Linked DNA regions of Homo sapiens: region 2 is linked to region 1. The links are chromatin loops, found by intact Hi-C in ENCODE. Cell type or tissue: ovary. All regions are shown on one strand. Each heading gives the region's core, and the rest is flanking DNA. Links, peaks and the distances in the headings are about the cores only.

What was found. Hi-C counts contacts between places; a loop is a spot of excess contacts. Peaks named below come from ENCODE experiments on the same cell type or tissue, not always from the same donor. Only the 100,000 strongest peaks of a DNase experiment are listed, where the experiment ranks them.
Region 2: it touches region 1 in a loop (4-fold over the local background); 1 of 110 quality-filtered maps calls a loop at or near these places.

What each region holds. Positions count from the first base shown.
Region 1 is chr3:193,049,451-193,059,057 of GRCh38, reverse strand. No RefSeq gene overlaps it. Among named protein-coding and RNA genes, the nearest start is that of MB21D2, 140 kb to the right of the region's middle. In ovary, for the core only: no CTCF peak of the experiment used is centred there; no DNase peak of the experiment used is centred there.
Region 2 is chr3:192,953,007-192,962,613 of GRCh38, reverse strand. No RefSeq gene overlaps it. Among named protein-coding and RNA genes, the nearest start is that of MB21D2, 40 kb to the right of the region's middle. In ovary, for the core only: no CTCF peak of the experiment used is centred there; DNase peaks (open chromatin) are centred at 4,839 and 5,083.

The DNA of each region.
Region 1 (9,607 bases), core at 1,864-5,863:
TGCATGTTATTAATTTTTTCATCAAATTAACAGTTTTAATTATTCCTACCATGTTGCATTATATTCTTCGAAAATGGCTCAAAAGTGGGTCATTAAAGCATTAAAGTAGTTAATGTAAAAAGTAATACAGCGGATTGCCCTGCCTCTACAAAAAAAAAATTATGTGTTTTTAATTAGCCAGGCATGGTGGCGCATGCCTATAGTCCCAGCTACTCAGCAGGCTGAGGTGGGAGGCTCTGTTGAGCCCAGGAGTTCAAGTCTGCAGCAAGCTATGATCATGCCACTGCACTCCAGCCTGTATAACAGAGCTAGACCTGGTCTCCGAAAAAAAAAATGATAATAAGACAAATACAATTCTAATGAATCAGAAGGTGTGATGATTTTACATAAGCATCTGGAAATGGGAACTACACATAGAAAATAAAGAGTGAATATTTGAACATCAGATATTACTGCACAAGTGATCCATCTGCTCCCCAGTTTTGTTGTCTATGTCATGTCATATAATGCATGGAGCAATGAGATTGTCACATCATTCTAAAACAAAGGACAGTGGCCTTCCTGATAAACCAATCACAATATTTTGGAATAAGCAAAAAAAATTAATGTTTCAAATAGAAAATTGATTAATTTGTTATTAAAATAAGACATGAGAAAATATGACTCATGCATCTAAACTACTCAGGCATCAAAATAAGTAATTGTCGTTACATAGAGCAAAAATAGGCACAAGTCACTCTATTTCCAAGAAGTCTATAAAACCAGAAACAAAGTCATTGATAATATTTTATTTGGAGAGAAAGAAGAATGAGTTATTGGCAAACTTATCAAATGGCACCTTTTCGATGTTACATTCTGCCAATAGCATAGGATGTGATTGAGCCATCAGCATCCCACGGGCATGCTGCCCTTTAGAGTGAGATCAAAGCATTTTTTAATGCAGAGTGTGGATCAGCCTTTGGCAAATGTACTTCGAATAAGAAAAAGTGCCCAATGACTTCTTATTTTGCTTATCCTTAAAAACACACTACAGGAGAGACATTTCTCATTTAGATAACACTTGTTTTTGTGAGCCAAGAGGTAGACTGGAAATGGCACATTGGGGTCAGAACCAAAGGTGCACCAGCTATGTGTGCAGTAAGGAAGGGCTTTACCACAAGGATAATGGGGGCTGCTCTTGAATGCCAGTCCACAGACTGTTTATTGTCAGAGAACAGGTCACCAACTGGAAGTCGTCAAAATACCTTCTGATCTTAATTTGGTGTTGAAAGGAATTGTAAAACCTATGAGTCTGATTCAATTGTAGAGCCTGAGTGTATGGCTTTTCAGCCTGCTGTTCAAAGAAATAAGCAGCAAGTACAAGACTGTCACGATATGTAAGTTGGCTAACTGTTGAGGGGAAAGGTGCTTGCATTGAGTGGTTGAATACAGGATGAAATGAACCTTTTTTTTCGTGGCACTGCTAAAGTCAGCAAAGACCATCTCTACGATTTTAAGGGGCTTACTCAAATGAGGTGTCTCAACACTATAGTCAATATCTGAATAGCTTGAATCTATCATCCTAAAGATAAAATATAATGTTTAATGTTTAGGAAAATATATCAAAACATATTTAAAAGACTGAATTATGGTGAAGCCAGCTTTTTCATCAAGAATTTGGATCTTTCTCAGAATCTGAGGATTTTTTTCCTTCCATCAGAAAGATCAATACTGAACTAAGCACCTTTTAAAAATGCATACAAATGTCACAGCAAAATATAAATTAAGAATTAAAGCAACTGAAAAGTGGATAATTAATCCATTTCCTGCTTTCTCCCAAGTTAAAATATCCAGCCTTCCAGCTTTGGACATGATAATCCCAATTAGTATGTGAAAGAATGTTGAAGTAACCTTCAGTGAAATTTCTCTCCATCTTTCCAGGCTCTTCACTGATCTCAATGTCTATAATTATCTGACAAGTCACCAAACACTTTCTCCCATTTCTGATGACTTATAATTGCATATTAGGATTTTCTTTTCTTTTGAGACAGTGTCGCTCCGTTGCCCACGCTGGAATGCGGTGGCGCAATCTTGGCTCACTCTAGCCTCAACCTCCCAGGTTCAACCGATTCTCGTGCCTCAGCCTTCCGAGGGACTAGGACTACAGGTGTGCACTATGGTGCCTGGATAATTTTTGTATTTTTCTTTTTTTTAGTATAGATGGTGTTTCACCACATTGCTCAGACTGGTCTTGAACTCTTGAGCTCAGGTGACCCACCCACCTCAGCCTCCCAAAGTGCTGGGATTATAGGCGTGAGCCAACAGGCCTGTCCACATTAAGATTTTCTATTTTCATGTTGTAAAAGATTATAATAAACCAAGTTGATATGAAACATGGCTGGCAGTTATAGTCATTATAGAGTCTGGTAGTCAGGTATCAATACTTTGGGGAAAGAAAGCTATATTGTCTATTAAACCTATATAAAACAATAATTACTAACATTTAAAGGTTGTACATTATGTTTACCTTATCTAAAAGATGTTGATACAGTGCTATGTATGCACTAACAACTATAAAAAGCTTGCTGCTGCTAAGAAAAAAAAAGCCACAGATTCATTCTTTTTCAAGTCTGAATAAACAAAATTACTAGAGGTTACATTGAGGTTTCGAATAAAACACTGCTTGTAATAAAACAAGTGACCTTGTCTTCTGCCTGCAGATCCCTGGGAATCTCATCACAGAGGGTGGAGAAGATGGGGGAGAGGTCTTGTAGGAGATCAGGATTTGAGCATCTAGGGTTTCTGGCTATTTTCCTTTCCTTCATGTTTGAAAATTTATTGAGATTATTTAAAATTTTGTATATAAATATCAATATCATTTTGAAAATATTGTTATATAATGGAAGATTTTTGTAGCATCTATGCTAGCTAAATTGAAATATTTTTGCTCTCATCTTTTATTATCTAATGTAATTGCTTATTGCAATTTAAATAATGACAATGTTTATGTTTCCTATTCTCATTTTCTATTGAAATGTGGAATTCCATAATCATGCAGCTATAGTCTCACAGTGATAATAATTGCTATGCATCTGTATATTCCTATGCAGAACATTTTTATTGCATATGTCTTCATTTCAGCAATGCAATGGTAAGCATTTGTTTCCAATACAATTGCAAGCTGCTCTTAATGTAAACATCAGTATTCCATCAGCCTCACAAATCCACAAGCAACAGCACTTCCGTAAGCATCAGCATTCTTATCTCTATTTCTCCAGGGAATACGTTTTCACTTTGGTAATTTTCCCTGTATTTTTAGGATTAAATATATGCCTTTCACACCAGAGTGAGGAGGGGCATACTCATTTATCATTAAGCAGGCTGTCCATCTCCTAACACTTAAAAGAAGAGAAAAGGAAAAAAAAAGATTCCTCTGTCTTTTATTGCTGACTTCCTATGAGAGTTTTCAAAGTATTTTGGATGAACCCAAGAGAAACCATGTCATCATCTCTGTCCATGGTAGCATATACTAGCCTCCATGCATGTTTTTTTTTGTTTTGTTTTGTTTTTGAGACAGATTCTCACTCTGTCGCCCAGGCCGGAGTGCAGTGGCACAATCACGGCTCACTGCAACCTCTGCCTCCCGCGTTCAAATGATTATCCTGCCTCAGCTTCCCGAGTGAGTAGCTGGGATTACAGGCGTGCGCCACCACGCCCGGCTAATTTTTGTAGCCTGCATGCATTTTAGGTGGTAAAACAAATACTAGAATAAGAAAGATATTTGTTCTTCCTGCCAAATGGCCAGTCTAATTCTTGGTCCTACCATTGTTTTAGTATCTATGATAAGCATTAAGATGTTAATTTTGAGCCTAGGGTAGGCATCAGAGGAATTGGTCAGGACAGGCAGTGGCAGGTAAATTAGAGTAGAAGCCACTTGCTTTCTTTTTTCCTCCCAACATTTTAAACATTTGAGCCTAATGATCTTTGCCAGCAAATCGTGTTACTAATACTACCAGTGTCTAACAGTAATTAATGATAAGTATAATTTAATAACTGCATGTTCTAGGCAAATAAGTGTGCTAATTACATATATTGCTTCATTTAAAACAGTTATGACCCCATGAGATATGTATTACTTCCTCTAGTGTACAGATTAGGTCATTGAAGCTCATAGAGTTCAGTAACTTGCCTGAGGCATTGTGGCAACTAAATGTGGAGCTGCCATTTCAGCAGAGGTCTTTGAGACTCCAAAGCCTTAACTAATGTAATATGATAGTCCAATTTCCTAAGCCTTTATATCATTCTGTTCTACCAAAAATTATTGTGAACCCTTCAAGAAGAAAAGTGATGCACTTTCTTCAACCATCACTAACTAAACAAGCTATTTTATTATGCTCTCTAGGAAATGTATATGTAAGAACATGAATTCTTTCCCCCAAAGAACTGGGGATCTAAGCATAAAGATTATACAAATGCAAGAACACTCATAACACAACAAAAAATGGTAAGTATCATGAAAGAAGCACAGATGGGTTTTGTTTGATAGAGCATTAACTTCCAGCTGAGGATACCCGAGAATCTTCACGAACAGAGGCCAGAGATAGCCTAATATGGAAATGTAAAAATGGAGATACATATTAGCAAGCAAACATGGATAGTCGCACACAGCCACATGTTTTAAGAGGTTCTCCCAACCTCCATCATTCACAGGGCTGGTGGATGCTATATGCCTTTGAGCAAATTATTCTCTCTTTGACCCTCTCTCCTATAAATCGGAGGGAATGGCTTGTAGGATCAATAGTCTATGGCTGTATGTTCATATGTTGATTAAATTTGGAGCCAAAGGGAGAAAAACATCCAAGGGAAGGAAGAGAGAGCTGTCATATATTCCTGAGCAATGGTTGCAGAGGAAGGTTAAGGTGGGAATTACAGAGATAAGAGAAGAAGGAAGCTCTTCTACAAGCCCAAAGGCCTGGTCCTGGAAAGAACCTTTCTATGGCCACAAGAGGATAATGCTTGATGTTCATCTTGTCCCCACACTTTGGAGAACTGTACTCTTGTTTCCTCTTTGACTTACATGGTTGACATGGTAAAACGGGATGCAGGCTTGTCTTCAAATTCAGACTATTTCTTTGGGCTGGCTGGTAGACTGCTGGGACTCAGATGATCTTCACCAATCAGATTTCTACAAGAAATTCTTATAATGCTACAATTCAGGAAACATAGATAAAATACAAAGGATAACACTGGCTTGGTAGGTAGGTGTCCAGTAAATGTCTACCAAAAACCAGGAAGTATGTGCTTGAAACAAGCCAAGGGCAGTTTTCCAAATGACCTAGCCCTTCTTTGTCTGATGGTAAGTCAGGGGTCCTTGCTTGAGATTTGAGACTTTCCCTCCCGTTAGCTACCCTTTTTATATTTTATTGGCAAAAAGTTACCATATAATTTCCAAAGGAAACTATGTCATAAAAATAGACATTGAATCAATGGACAATTAAGCATCCATTAATAGAAATATGCAGACTGTGTTCTTAGGAAAGTGTAAATGAAATAGCATTAAGTGAAAATGTCAAATAAAAATTATTATATATACTCTATAATTATTATAATGGTTATATGTGGAAAGACTTAAAATAGGCCAAGGAATGATGAAAATAGTTGTTTAAATAAAAAGAATAAAGATATACTTCTTTGAGAAACTGATTTAATAATAATTTTCTATGAAAAATATTATGGTATTTCTTCTCATTGTTAAATATCCAAACCATGCAGAGAATGTAAAAATCTTTATATGATCTCATCTCCTTCCCCACTCCCAGGGGATAACCACTTATAACAAGCTGCTGGAATACTTCCAGACTTTTAAAACACATACAACCATACTCATACATATTTCTCCATAAATGAGACCATATTCTGCATTCTGTTTTATAACCAGATTTTTTTATTTTAAATATTGTTTGTTATGATAGTGGAAACAATATAAGCTTATAAATTAAAGAATAAATAATTAATTAGAGACAACTCTAGAGATTCAAATACAGATGACAAGGTATAGTCTTTCCTTAATTGCCATTGAGATTCCAATCAGGTCAGGCTCAACATTTCCTCAGTGCAGCAGCCTAGTAACATGGCCTCATCCTCCAAGACTGAGAGGGAGGGTAATAGAGTAATCCTGATGGTCTGAGGGAGGGGGATTGTAACTTCAGCCCCATCTGTCATGTTGTGCCTGACCTGTCAAGACAAAACCCAATGGACCTCTCCACAATGAGGAAAAAAGAAAACGTTGCGTCTTTGATTGTAATAGATGTGGAGCCCAGGGAGTCCATGAGTGAGCCGGAGAGGTGGCTGCTGAAAAGCTGCCTTGTATGATGTGCCAGCAAAGCCCACAGGCTTGGTTTTGATTTTCTGAGTTTACACCCTACTTTCCACGGAGAACAGCAATCTATATTCTCCGGGTCTCCAGTCTGTGTGCCTTCTCTCCCAAGGGACACTTCTCAGCTAAAGGAGGTTATTATTCATTATCCTCATGTCATTCTAGCTAATCGGACTGAGATTTTCCTAAGGTCACATGGCAGTACTACTGCAACTTAAAACCAGGCAGCCTGGGAAAAGGCCTCCTCCTTCTGCTCTGTAACTATTAGAGTAATGAAGTAATGTGAGATTACGCAGCTCAGCGTATGACATTTCCTTGGAGAGCAGAGTCTTAGCAATGGAGGCCTGGGAAGTAGTTTTAAGGTAGAACAGCTTCACTGAAGACTCTCAGATAGTGCTAACACAGGGCCCATGGGTTTGGGGACCTATGAATACTGGCCAACTCGAAACATTTGCAACTTTCTGAGGTAAGGGTCTAATGCATGCAACAGATCCTTAAAGGCATTTGTGATGCTCTAAAATGTGACAAATTCTTATATTATTGTTCCTAGACCTAGCAGATATTGTTGGTGCTCTGGCCAGATTCCCCTTGGATTTTTTGTTTGTTTTTGTTTTGTTTTGTTTTTTACTATTTCAGCATACTCTTCCTCCAATTCCAATGGGCTTTTGGCTTTAAAGGCTCACAACCATGACTCTCTTCAGAAGAGCTTTGTTTGTGCAGAAAGCTGAATATCTGGAATTTATATCCTCTTGGGGTTGTCTTTAGCCAATGACAGACTAGTGAAGAAGTATGAAAGCCCAGCTCCCTTGCCTCAGTGGGGATAAGCTGGTGTGTATTTCACATTCCAGCATACCCTGCGGAATCAAACTGAAGTTAGGGCTTTGGCAGAAATTTCTGGGCTTCTTTGCGTTCCGTGTCCTGTTTCCCTCACCACCTTACTGGATTCTCCTGGAAGCACTTTCTTAATAACTCACACACACACATCCTCCTTTCAGGGTCTTTTTCTGGGAAACCTTTCTTAAGACAACTGCCTACAGAATGCCAACTGGATGGGGTCAACTGCGTCTTTGCTACTGAACCTCTTACAAAACAACTGATCATAGCCCAGAAGTGAGAAGAGTTGTCACTAACAAGCTGGAGGCATGGTTAGAGACAAAGAAAGAATATAAAGCAGATGGATGAGCACAGAAGTAAGGCAGAAAAACAAATGGAAAGAGGAAGAGGAATGGTGAGAAATGTTAAGAGAGTCATTCATTTATTCATCCGTTTGTTACACGTGATTGTTATTCATTCACATTACGCTGGAAAAAGTTTTAAATAAGAATGAAACTCTCTGGGTTTTTGTTCAGACTCCATAAATTATCAGTTGTTTGGTCTTAGACAAGTTGCTCAAATTCTCAGAGCTTCAGTTTTCTTATCTGTAAGTCAGGGATCATAATACCTAATTCATAAGATTAACAGGAGGATCAAATAAAACAACGGAAGTAAAAGCACCTTAAAGTTGTCATGCACAATGAAATGCTGTCTTTAATAAGCATTTTTTGTGCCTGTTTAGGCTACATTAGTAATTAACTGGGCTATAAAAAGTGTTTAAAATATGATACTGTCCTATAAGAGGTTTCGATCTAACTGGGGATGCAAAATAAACACAAAGGAAACAGCAAAATAACAAGTAAGTGTGTATCTATATACAAAAATATATAGACAGCAAGAACAGAAAAGATTTTGGAAGTGGTAAGGTCACAGTTGCCCTGAGGAGAAAAACTCATGTAATAAGGCATGTCTCCCTATTACATGTGTCTATGGCACCTACTCTCTTTTTGAAACACTCCTTACATCTTCGGTAATTAGCTATTTAATGCCATGCTATTCTGCCAGATTGTAAGGTACAGATCATATCTGAACTATTCTCCTAAGAATCTCCAGTGCATAGCATGTAGTTAGTGAACATTAAGTATTTCTTAATGAATAAGTAATATGAGGTGGACCTTTTAAGGTAAACAGCATTTGCGAAGGAATTTGAAAATATGTTGCCATTAAAAGTGAACACAAGCCGGGCGCAGTGGCTCACGCCTGTAACCCCAGCACTTTGGGAGGCCGAGGCGGGCAGATCACATGGTCAGGAGTTCAAGACCAGACTGGCCAATATGGTGAAACCTCAACTGTACTAAAAATACAAAAATTAGCTGGGCATGGTGGTGGGTATCTGTAATCCCAGCTACTCGGGAGGCTGAGGCAGGAGAATCACTTGAACCTGGGAGACGGAGGTTGCGGTGAGCTGAGATTGCGCCACTGCACTCCAGTCTGAGTGACAGAGTGAGACTCTGTCTCAAAAAAAAAGTAGAAACAATGTAAAAATCTATTTGGACTCAAACAGGGTTGATGTTCAGCATACTAGGAGAAAAATTTTCAGAGATAGGATAAGAGTGACATTATAAAAAGGTTTTGACTGCCAATGTGATGGTTAGACTTTTGCCCTATTGGGAGTCACTGAAGATTCTGCAGCAGAATAACGTGATGGAATCCGTGCACTTGGAAGATCTTTCTGGCAACAGTGAGTGGAATGTATTTTGGAGATATGTCAGTGGGATGGATCCCAGTCAGAGAGCTGATGCAGTAACCATGAGGTGAGAGGTGGTGAGGAATTAGACTAAAGAGCGACAGTTTTCCAGAGGCTCAAATCACTGCCATAGGTCATCTGTCCTTGTCCCAGTTTCCCTTTCATAATTAGAAATTAAGCTTTTGTGTTTAAAAAAACGGCCTCAATTCCTCACAGCCTTCTAACAAATGAGTTGGCAGAGAATAGCTTTATATAAAACTGGAAGGTAAATTCTACCTACCCATCTGATGCATTTATCTACAGGTGTCCTTCTAGGTAGCATTTGTCCTACACTTGACCATCTCACTACCTTCTAAGGGAGCCTGTTCCATATCAGCATTACTGGCTTTATTAAAATACTGGGCACACTGACATGACTGGCCATTTGTTTCAAGAAACCCCAGAAGAATTAGCCTGCCCCTTGGCATGGGACTGGCAGTCAGACAACCTAGATTCCATTTCCAAATTTGTACCTGAGTTGCTGTGTGATATTGGGCAACTCATTTTTTCTAATTTTACTTTGGTTTTCTCATCTTAAAAATGAAGAAGTGTTATTCTGCCTGAGCATACATTTTTTAAATGATGAAGTATGACTAGATCATTAATTTTCAAACCTTGATGGTCATTGCCATTACCTAGTGACCTTGTTAAAA
Region 2 (9,607 bases), core at 3,328-7,327, 98 kb after region 1:
CAAAAAACCCTTCAAAAAATTAATGAATCCAGGAGCTGGTTCTTTGAAAGGATCAACAAAATTGATAGACCGCTAGCAAGACTAATAAAGAAAAAAAGAGAGAAGAATCAAATAGACGCCATAAAAAATGATAAAGGGGATATCACCACCAATCCCACAGAAATACAAACTACCATCAGAGAATACTACAAACACTTCTACACAAATAAACTAGAAAATCTAGAAGAAATGGATAAATTTCTGGACACATACACTCTCCCAAGACTAAACCAGGAAGAAGTTGTATCTCTGAATAGACCAATAACATGATCTGAAATTGTGGCAATAATCAATAGCTTACCAACCAAAAAGAGTCCAGGACCAGATGGATTCACAGCCAAATTCTACCAGAGGTACAAGGAGGAACTGGTACCATTCCTTCTGAAACTATTCCAATCAATAGAAAAAGAGGGAATCCTCCCTAACTCATTTTATGAGGCCAGCATCATCCTGATACCAAAGCCGGGCAGAGACACAACCAAAAAAGAGAATTTTAGACCAATATCCTTGATGAACATTGATGCAAAAATCCTCAATAAAATACTGGCAAACCGAATCCAGCAGCATATCAAAAAGCTTATCCACCATGATCAAGTGGGCTTCATCCCTGGGATGCAAGGCTGGTTCAATATACGCAAATCAATAAATGTAATCCAGCACATAAACAGAACCAAAGACAAAAACCACATGATTATCTCAACAGATGCAGAAAAGGCCTCTGACAAAATTCAACAACCCTTCATGCTAAAAACTCTCAATAAATTAGGTATTGATGGGACGTATTTCAAAATAATAAGAGCTATCTATGACAAACCCACAGCCAATATCATACTGAATGGGCAAAAACTGGAAGCATTCCCTTTGAAAACTGGCACAAGACAGGGATGCCCTCTCTCACCACTCCTATTCAACATAGTGTTGGAAGTCCTGGCCAGGGCAATTAGGCAGGAGAAGGAAATAAAGGGTATTCAATTAGGAAAAGAGGAAGTCAAATTGTCCCTGTTTGCAGACGACATGATTTTATATCTAGAAAACCCCATCATCTCAGCCCAAAATCTCCTTAAGCTGATAAGCAACTTCAGCAAAGTCTCAGGATACAAAATCAATGTACAAAAATAAAGACTTAAACATTAGACCTAAAACCATAAAAACCCTAGAAGAAAACCTAGGCATTACCATTCAGGACATAGGCATGGGCAAGGACTTCATGTCTAAAACACCAAAAGCAATGGCAACAAAAGACAAAATTGAAAAATGGGATCTAATTAAACTAAAGAGCTTCTGCACAGCAAAAGAAACTACCATCAGAGTGAACAGGCAGCCTACAAAATGGGAGAAAATTTTCGCAACCTACTCGTCTGACAAAGGGCTAATATCCAGAATCTACAATGAACTCAAACAAATTTACAAGAAAAAAACAAACAACCCCATCAAAAAGTGGGCGAAGGACATGAACAGACACTTCTCAAAAGAAGACATTTATGCAGCCAAAAAACACATGAAAAAAATGCTCATCATCACTGGCCATCAGAGAAATGCAAATCAAAACCACAATGAGATACAATCTCACACCAGTTAGAATGGCAATCATGAAAATGTCAGGAAACAACAGGTGCTGGAGAGGATGTGGAGAAATAGGAACACTTTTACACTGTTGGTGGGACTGTAAACTAGTTCAACCATTGTGGAAGTCAGTGTGGCGATTCCTCAGGGATCTAGAACTAGAAATACCATTTGACCCAGCCATCCCATTACTGGGTATATACCCAAAGGACTATAAATCATGCTGCTATAAAGACACATGCACACGTATGTTTATTGCGGCATTATTCACAATAGCAAAGACTTGGAACCAACCCAAATGTCCAACAATGATGGACTGGATTAAGAAAATGTGGCACATATACACCATGGAATACTATGCAGCCATAAAAAATGATGAGTTCATGTCCTTTGTAGGGACATGGATGAAATTGGAAATCATCATTCTCAGTAAACTATCGCCAAGAACAAAAAACCAAACACTGCATATTCTCACTCATACGTGGGAATTGAACAATGAGAACACATGGACACAGGAAGGGGAACATCACACTCTGGGGACTGTTGTGGGGTGAGGGGAGGGGGGAGGGATAGCACTGGGAGATATACCTAATGCTAGATGACGAGTTAGTGGGTGCAGTGCACCAGCATGGTGCATGTATACATATGTAACTAACCTGCACATTGTGCACATGTACCCTAAAACTTAAAGTATAATAATAATAAATAAATAAATAAAAGAAAAAAATCTCCTTTCATCTTAGTAAATTCTATATAAAGTATTTAAGAATAAACTTGCATCCTCATGAGATACTGAGATATGCTGAGATCCTATCTTATCATTTTGACATTAATTACTAGAAAACTATGAATAAGAAAAATCTGTAACAACAGATGGTTATATGGTTAGACTCTGTGTCCCCACTCAAATCTCACCTTGAACTGTAATAATCCCCACATGTCAAGGGTGGGGCCAGGTGGAGATAATTGATTCATGGGGGCAGTTTCCCCCATACTGTTCTCGTGATGGTGAGTAAGTCTCATGAGATCTGATGGTTTATAAATGGGAGTTCCCCTGCACAAACTCTCTTTCCTGCCACCATGTAAGACATGTTTTTCTTCTCCTTTGCCTTCTAATCACGACTGTGAAGCCTCCCCAGCCATGTGGAACTGTGCGTCCATTAAATCTCTTTCCTTTATAAATTACCCAGTCTCAGGTATGTTTTTATTAGTAGCATAGGAATAGACTAATACAGATGGAGTAGGGCCAGGTTAGGGTAGCAGAAGTCTATGTAAACACAATGAGAGACTTGATGTAACAGAGGAATTTTAGGTGTCCTGGAAGTGTGTTTAAAAGATATCAAAGTCAAAGACTGTACTTTCAGGAGCAGTTCTGCAATGATTGGGCACCTGAGCAGGGTAACTGACAAATCAGCTATTACTGTAGGTACCAGCTAGTTCTCAGCTACAACTGGACTGGTGCTTGATCAGACAAAATGATGCCCACTGATTTGAGCTCAAAAGGATGACACTTACTGAAGATTGATATTCTACCTCAAATCCTTACTTAATGTCAGCAGGGACACAATTCATTTAACCTCGTAAGCGTTGGTAATTTATTATAACATTATTCAAAGCATTTTGCAGGACATTCTTGCCTCCTCCATTTATTTTTGACCCTAGACTGACAGAATCATTTTCTCTATCTTTCTTCCCACGCTCATTCTCCCCTTTCTCTTTCTCTTCCCTCTCGTTCTGAACAGACGGTTTTGATGTCAAGAGCTGGAGAAAGATGTGTACTGGTTGTTACCCGCTACTCAAAAATCAGACCTGAACAGGTAGTCAGGACATATCTTGAGCAATATGGAACCAAATTTTTTTCCCACTAAGTTTAAGCTAATTTTTCCTATGAGTGACAAAGAGGGACATTGATAAAGAAAACCCAAAAGTTACCACCAGAATCCATCTTGAGATCGCATTTTGATGCATTCTTTCCCAAATGTTGAAATGGGTGAATTTTAGAGTTTGACTCCTAGTAACATCTGTGAGAAATATAAATGAGATGTGAAATGAAAATAGTGAAAGGTGAGAGAGAAAAAATTAGGCCTTGAACTAAACAAAAACAGATTAATCAACTTCTAAAAGACGCAGAATGAACACATTTGAGCTACTACCTTGAGCCAGGCAGTGAGATAGGCACCTAATATAGATGAGACAGAGGATACCAAAAAGAATAAAGACTAATAAGTTGTGGCCACTCCCTTCCAAGATAGAACTTGAGCTGGGACTTGAAATATATGGTTTTGACAGTTAGCAAAGTGCAGTGTGGTCAGTCACACCAAAGCAGTAATATGCATATTACACCTGATGTCATAGACTCAAAAATGTAACTTTGACTCTTGATCATTTAGAGGCTGATTACCTAGACAGGTTTATAGTTTTTAGTCATCTTTGAATGTAAGCTTTTCTTTCTCTGTGACAGATTTTCATCATTCCAGGTTTGTACATATTTTGGAAATTTTGTGTAATCTTGAGTACTTTGCTTATTACAGCTAAAACTGGTTCTCCCAGCCAAAGTAATTTCCTCCCTCCTCTGTGCTTCCACAGAACTCTGTTCACACCTTTATAGAGCATAGATTACACTGTATATTAATTATCTGTTCTTTTCTGGCTCCTTCACTAGAATAAGCACTCCTTGCAGAAAGTGATTATATTTTCTTAAGACAGGAAAACATAGTGGTCAGGCTTTGGACTCTCCACTCATTCTTCCCAAGTTCAAATCCCTGCTCCACTATTTCCTATCTTGCTGTAGAACCTTGGCAAGTTATTTGTTAACCTCTCTCTGTTTCAGTTTCTTCCTTTGAATGATAATGAACCTACTTCATGAGGATGTATTGTGAATATTAGATAAATGCGGTACTTTCTACAGTGCTTAGCACATGTGAGGGATCAATAAATGCAGGCTGTTACCCTATAGCCCACAGTTCCTAGCATATGGTAAGTATTTAATACAAGTTCATAGAAATATTAAGTTAACAAATCATTTTACAAGAGCTGCCTACGTTGGGGAATAGTTTTAGTCTACTTTTCCTGCCAAAATTTCCTTTAGATAAAGAAAGAAATCCCCTTTCAGACATTCCGTGATGCTGGAGTGAGTCACTCATTTCCCTTTGGTTTGAGGGGGAAATGACGGTAACTGTTTCTTCCTCATCTTGCCCAGGAACTGCTGGACTCAGCTGAGAACTGAAGACAGGGAGTGACAGTTGAGGTGCAGCTGAAAGGGTCCCTGCCCTTGCAGTTCTCTGCGGGCTGTGAGCACATTGTACATGCTGGTGCTTTACTAAACACTTCACATGTATTAACTCATTTAACTCATACAACAAATCCTTGAGGTTGGTGTTACGAGTTTCATTTCACAATTGAGGAGATTGCAACACAGAGAGTTGACGTAACTGGCTCCAGATCACACAGCTACTAAATGGCAGGGCTGGGATAAGAACAGAGCTGTTACCAGAGTCTGTGCTTGTGGACAGCACCCAAGACTGCCTCCCTGATTACCTTCCTGTCACTGTCTCCCTGTTGTGTGGAAATCCTGTCATGGCAGGTTTTCTTATCTTCCTCTCCAACCAAACTGTGGGACTCTTGATGGTATGGCCCATAACCCCCCTGATTCCCCAGCTCCTGTCTTGGTGCCTCGCACACAGTTAATATACATTGAGGAAATGGATGAATAATTGCACACATTGAAAGCAGAGCTCTAGGCAGAAGATATTTTGTTGGATTTATGTGAAGAGATGGAAAGCAGAGAAATCACGTCTGCATCGGTTTCCTCTAACTGGTTGAGCTCCCAGTAGAAGATGCCTCACCTCTTTTAGATCCAATGGCTCTCAGATGATGAAACTGGAGTCTTCCTCTCCATAACCTTCATCAAAACATTTCAAACAAATCACCAAATAGGAATCATTTAGCTTGCCTTTTCCCACATTAGTTTCAGACTTCCATAAGGGCGTTCACTTCAGGCTCTAAACAGCCCCTTCGCCCATTTATTCCCTCCTGGCATGGTTTAATTTCCCCAAACTTTACCTGCCGTGCTAACTGAGGCTGCATACATCTGCAGAACTCTCCCCAAAGAAACAGTCCTCCACGGATGGAGATATATCACATCTAAGTATTGAGCTTGTGAACGTCTACCAAAAGAAGCTTTCCATACACAGGCCTTCATTTACCCCAGGGATTGAGGTGCTTTTCCTGCCTTGGGTGGCTTCTCTCCACACATCTGAGGGCAGAATTGGACTCTTTACTGAGCTACACTGTTGCCTAAAGATATCATTAAGAATTGAATAAGGGACCAGGCACAGCAGCACATGCCTGTAACCCCAGCAATTTGGGAGGCCGATGCAGGTGGATCACTTGAGCCCAGGAGTTTGAGACCAGCCTGGAAAATATGGCAAAATCCTGTAACTACAAAAAATACAAAAAAATTAGCCAGGTGTGGTGGTGCACCCCTGTTGTCCAAGCTATTCCGGAGGCTGCGATGGGAGAATCACTTAAGCCCAGGAGGCGGAGGTTATAGTGAGCCAAGATTGCATCACTGCACACCAGCCTGGGTGACAGAGTGAGACCCTATCTCAAAAAAAAAAAAAAGAAAAAAGAAAAAAAATTTGTAAAAGGATTAAAGATTGAGTCCAGGATATTTTCCTGAAGAATAAAGTGCAGTTTGTAGCCAGGAATTGGAGTGCTTACAATGGGTTTTCTGTGGGCTCAAATTACATTTTCTCAACAATCTCTGTCACTTCATCTGAGAAATCATCTGAACCATCCCTGCTCAGGTTAAGGTTTTCTTTCTTTCCGAATTCCTATGACCACACAACTGTGACACAGAATTCCCTCCAAACAACATACACATACACACTTACACAAACAGATACACATACATGCACACACACATAGACATGCACACTTACACACAGACACACACACACAGACTGTAATCTGTTCCAAAAGCAGCTAGATCTTAGGGCTCACTCAAGTAATTTTCATACACTTGAACATAAAGCAAAGAAATCGCACAATTTAGTAGTGTGTGCATTCTTTGGGTCACTATATAAGCCATTTCTATCATCTGCTCATCACTCTTCACTAGAGTGAGAACCCCTTCATAAAGTTGAGTTGTTTTAATGCAACATTAAGAAAGTATGTCAGTGTTACTTAATTTATGAAAAAAAGAAAATAGCAATTCACTTCTCTGTTTAAAAAAATTGCCCTGCTCCTCTATGGCTTACTGACAGTAAAAAAATGAAAACGACCTGACCCATTCCTTTCTCCTGGTATCATCAACCTTCTTTTGTTCATCAAATATTTATTGACCCTCAATGTGCAGAGCGCAGATACTGTAATACTTCTTACCTATTATTCTGAATAGCCAACTTGGAGATAGAAGTAAAAGTGAATTCATATTAATAATGAATTAAAACTAATATTCAAGGGAGAGGTTGTACCCTAACAGGAAAATTTAGAAAAACTCATGGGATTATCTATACCAGTAGTTTTCTAAAAATTTCTTTAGCTTCAAAAACTCTTCGCATAAAATTTTAATTGGGAGCTCACTACATCAAATGAAGGTCATATTCTAATTGAGGTGGCTGAACTTGCCAGAGGAGTCAAGATCGGTCAGCATCTTCAGACCACATCATGGAGTGCAGTCGGGTCTAATCCTCTTATCCGTACCCATGAGAAGTTGTGCTCACCTGCTGAATTGCAGGTTCCCTTATTGTAATAGGCTGTCTTTAATGCCATGAATAGTCTATAGACTTTAAACCCTGGAATCCTGACTCCTTGTCCTTGGCCCCATTTGCCAACAAAATGTCTAATTAGGACAACCACTATTCTTCTCAGAATTTAGAGTTTGTGGGTCTGGGCATGGTGGCTCATGCCTATAATCCCAACACTTTGGGGGGCCAAGGCCAGCAGATCACTTGAGCTCAAGAGTTTGAGACCAGCCTAGGCAACATGGTGAAACCCCATCTCTACAAAAGATACAAGAATTAGCTGGGCATGGTGGCATGTGCCTATAGTCCCAGCTACTTGGGAGGCCCAGGCAGGAGGATCACTTGAGCCCAGGAGGCAGAGGTTGCAGTGAGCTGTGATTGCACCACTGCACTCCAGCCTGGATGACAGAGTGAGAGCCTGCCTAAAAAAAAAAAAACAAACAAAACAAACAAACAAAAATTAGAGCATGTGTCTGTGAATCAAGATATCTTCTTGAACCCAGTAGAAAATGTCTATCGTGAAGCATTTTAATGGGACTGGATGACAAAAATAAACAGTTCAATATATGCAACTGAGATAGCTGGCTAGCCATATGCAGAAAAATGAAAATGGACCCCTACCTTTCACTATACATGAAAAATAACTCAAGATGGATTAAAGACTTAAATGTAAGACCTCAAACTATAAGGATACTAGAAGGAAACCCAGGAAACACCATTTTGGACATTGATCTTGGGAAATAATTTGTGACTAAGTCCTCAAAAGCAATGGCAACAAAAGCAAAAATTGACAAATGGAAACTTATGAAACTAAGGAGCTTCTGCACAGCAAAAGAAACTATCACTGGAGTAAACAGACAACTTACAGAGTGGGAGAAAATATTTGCAAACTATGCATCTGACAAAGGTCTAATGTCCAGAATCTATAAGAATATTAAACAATTCAACAAGCAAAAACCAGTAACCCCGTTAAAAAATGGGCAAAGACATGAAAAGACACTTATCAAAAGAAGACATACAAGTGGCCCACAAAACATATGGGAAAATGTTCAATGTCACTAATCATCAGAAAAACGCAAATCAAAACCGCAATGAAATACCATCTCACACCAGTCAAAGTGGCTATTACTAAAAAATAAAAAAGCAACAGACGCTGGCAAGCCTGCAGGGAAAAGGGAATGCTTACACATTGTTGGCGGGAATGTAAATTAGTTCAACCACTATGGAAAACAGATGGGAGATTCTCAAAAAACTTAAAAGCAGAACTACCATTTGACCCAGCAATCTTTTTACTGGTTATATATCCATCAGAAATCATTCTACCCAAAAGACACATGGACTCATATGGGCATCACAGCACTCTTCACAACAGCAAAGATGTGGAATCAACCTACATGCCAATCAACAGTGGACTGGATAAATAAAATGTGGTACATATACACCATGGAATACTATGCAATCATAAAAAAAGAATGAAATCATGTTCTTTGCATCAATGTGGATGCAGCTGGCCACCAATATCCTAACAGAATTAGTGCAGGAACCAAAACCCAAATACCTCGTGTTCCTACCTAGAAGTGGGAGCTAAACATTGAATACTCATGGACACAAAGAAGGCAATAATAGACGCTGGAGACCACTATAGAAGGGAGGGAGAGGAGGGAGCAACGGTTGAATAACTATTGAGTACTATGCTCATTAACTGGGTGATGGGATCAGTCATACCCCAAACCTCAGCATCACGCAATATATCCATGTAACAAACCTGCACATGTACCCCCTGAATCTAAAATAAAGGTTTAAATTATAAAATAAAAATAAAGAAATGTAACTGGAGTGGAGTAGAGGTGCATGAATGAAGTGCCTACTCAGAAAGTATTGAGAAAACTGAAATATTAATATTACATGAAGAAATGCAAAAGTGTTGTCCTGCCTTGTACCATATCTAAACATAGACTTTAGGTGGATTAAGGACCTAAATCTTAAACTACAAAGTTGTCAGAAGAAAATGTAGGATAGTTTTGTGAAAGAGAGGAAGAAAAGAAAGGAAGATAAGACTGATTATTGACAAGGGTATGAGAAAATGGGAACAATTGGGTGCTGCTGGTTTTTGTTTTGTTTTGTTTTGTTTTGTTTGAGATGGAGTCTTGCTCTGTCGTCCAGGCTGGAGTGCAGTGGCTCGATCTCGGCTCACTGCAAGCTCCGCCTCCCGGGTTCACACCATTCTCCTGCCTCAGCCTTCCGAGTAGCTGGGATTA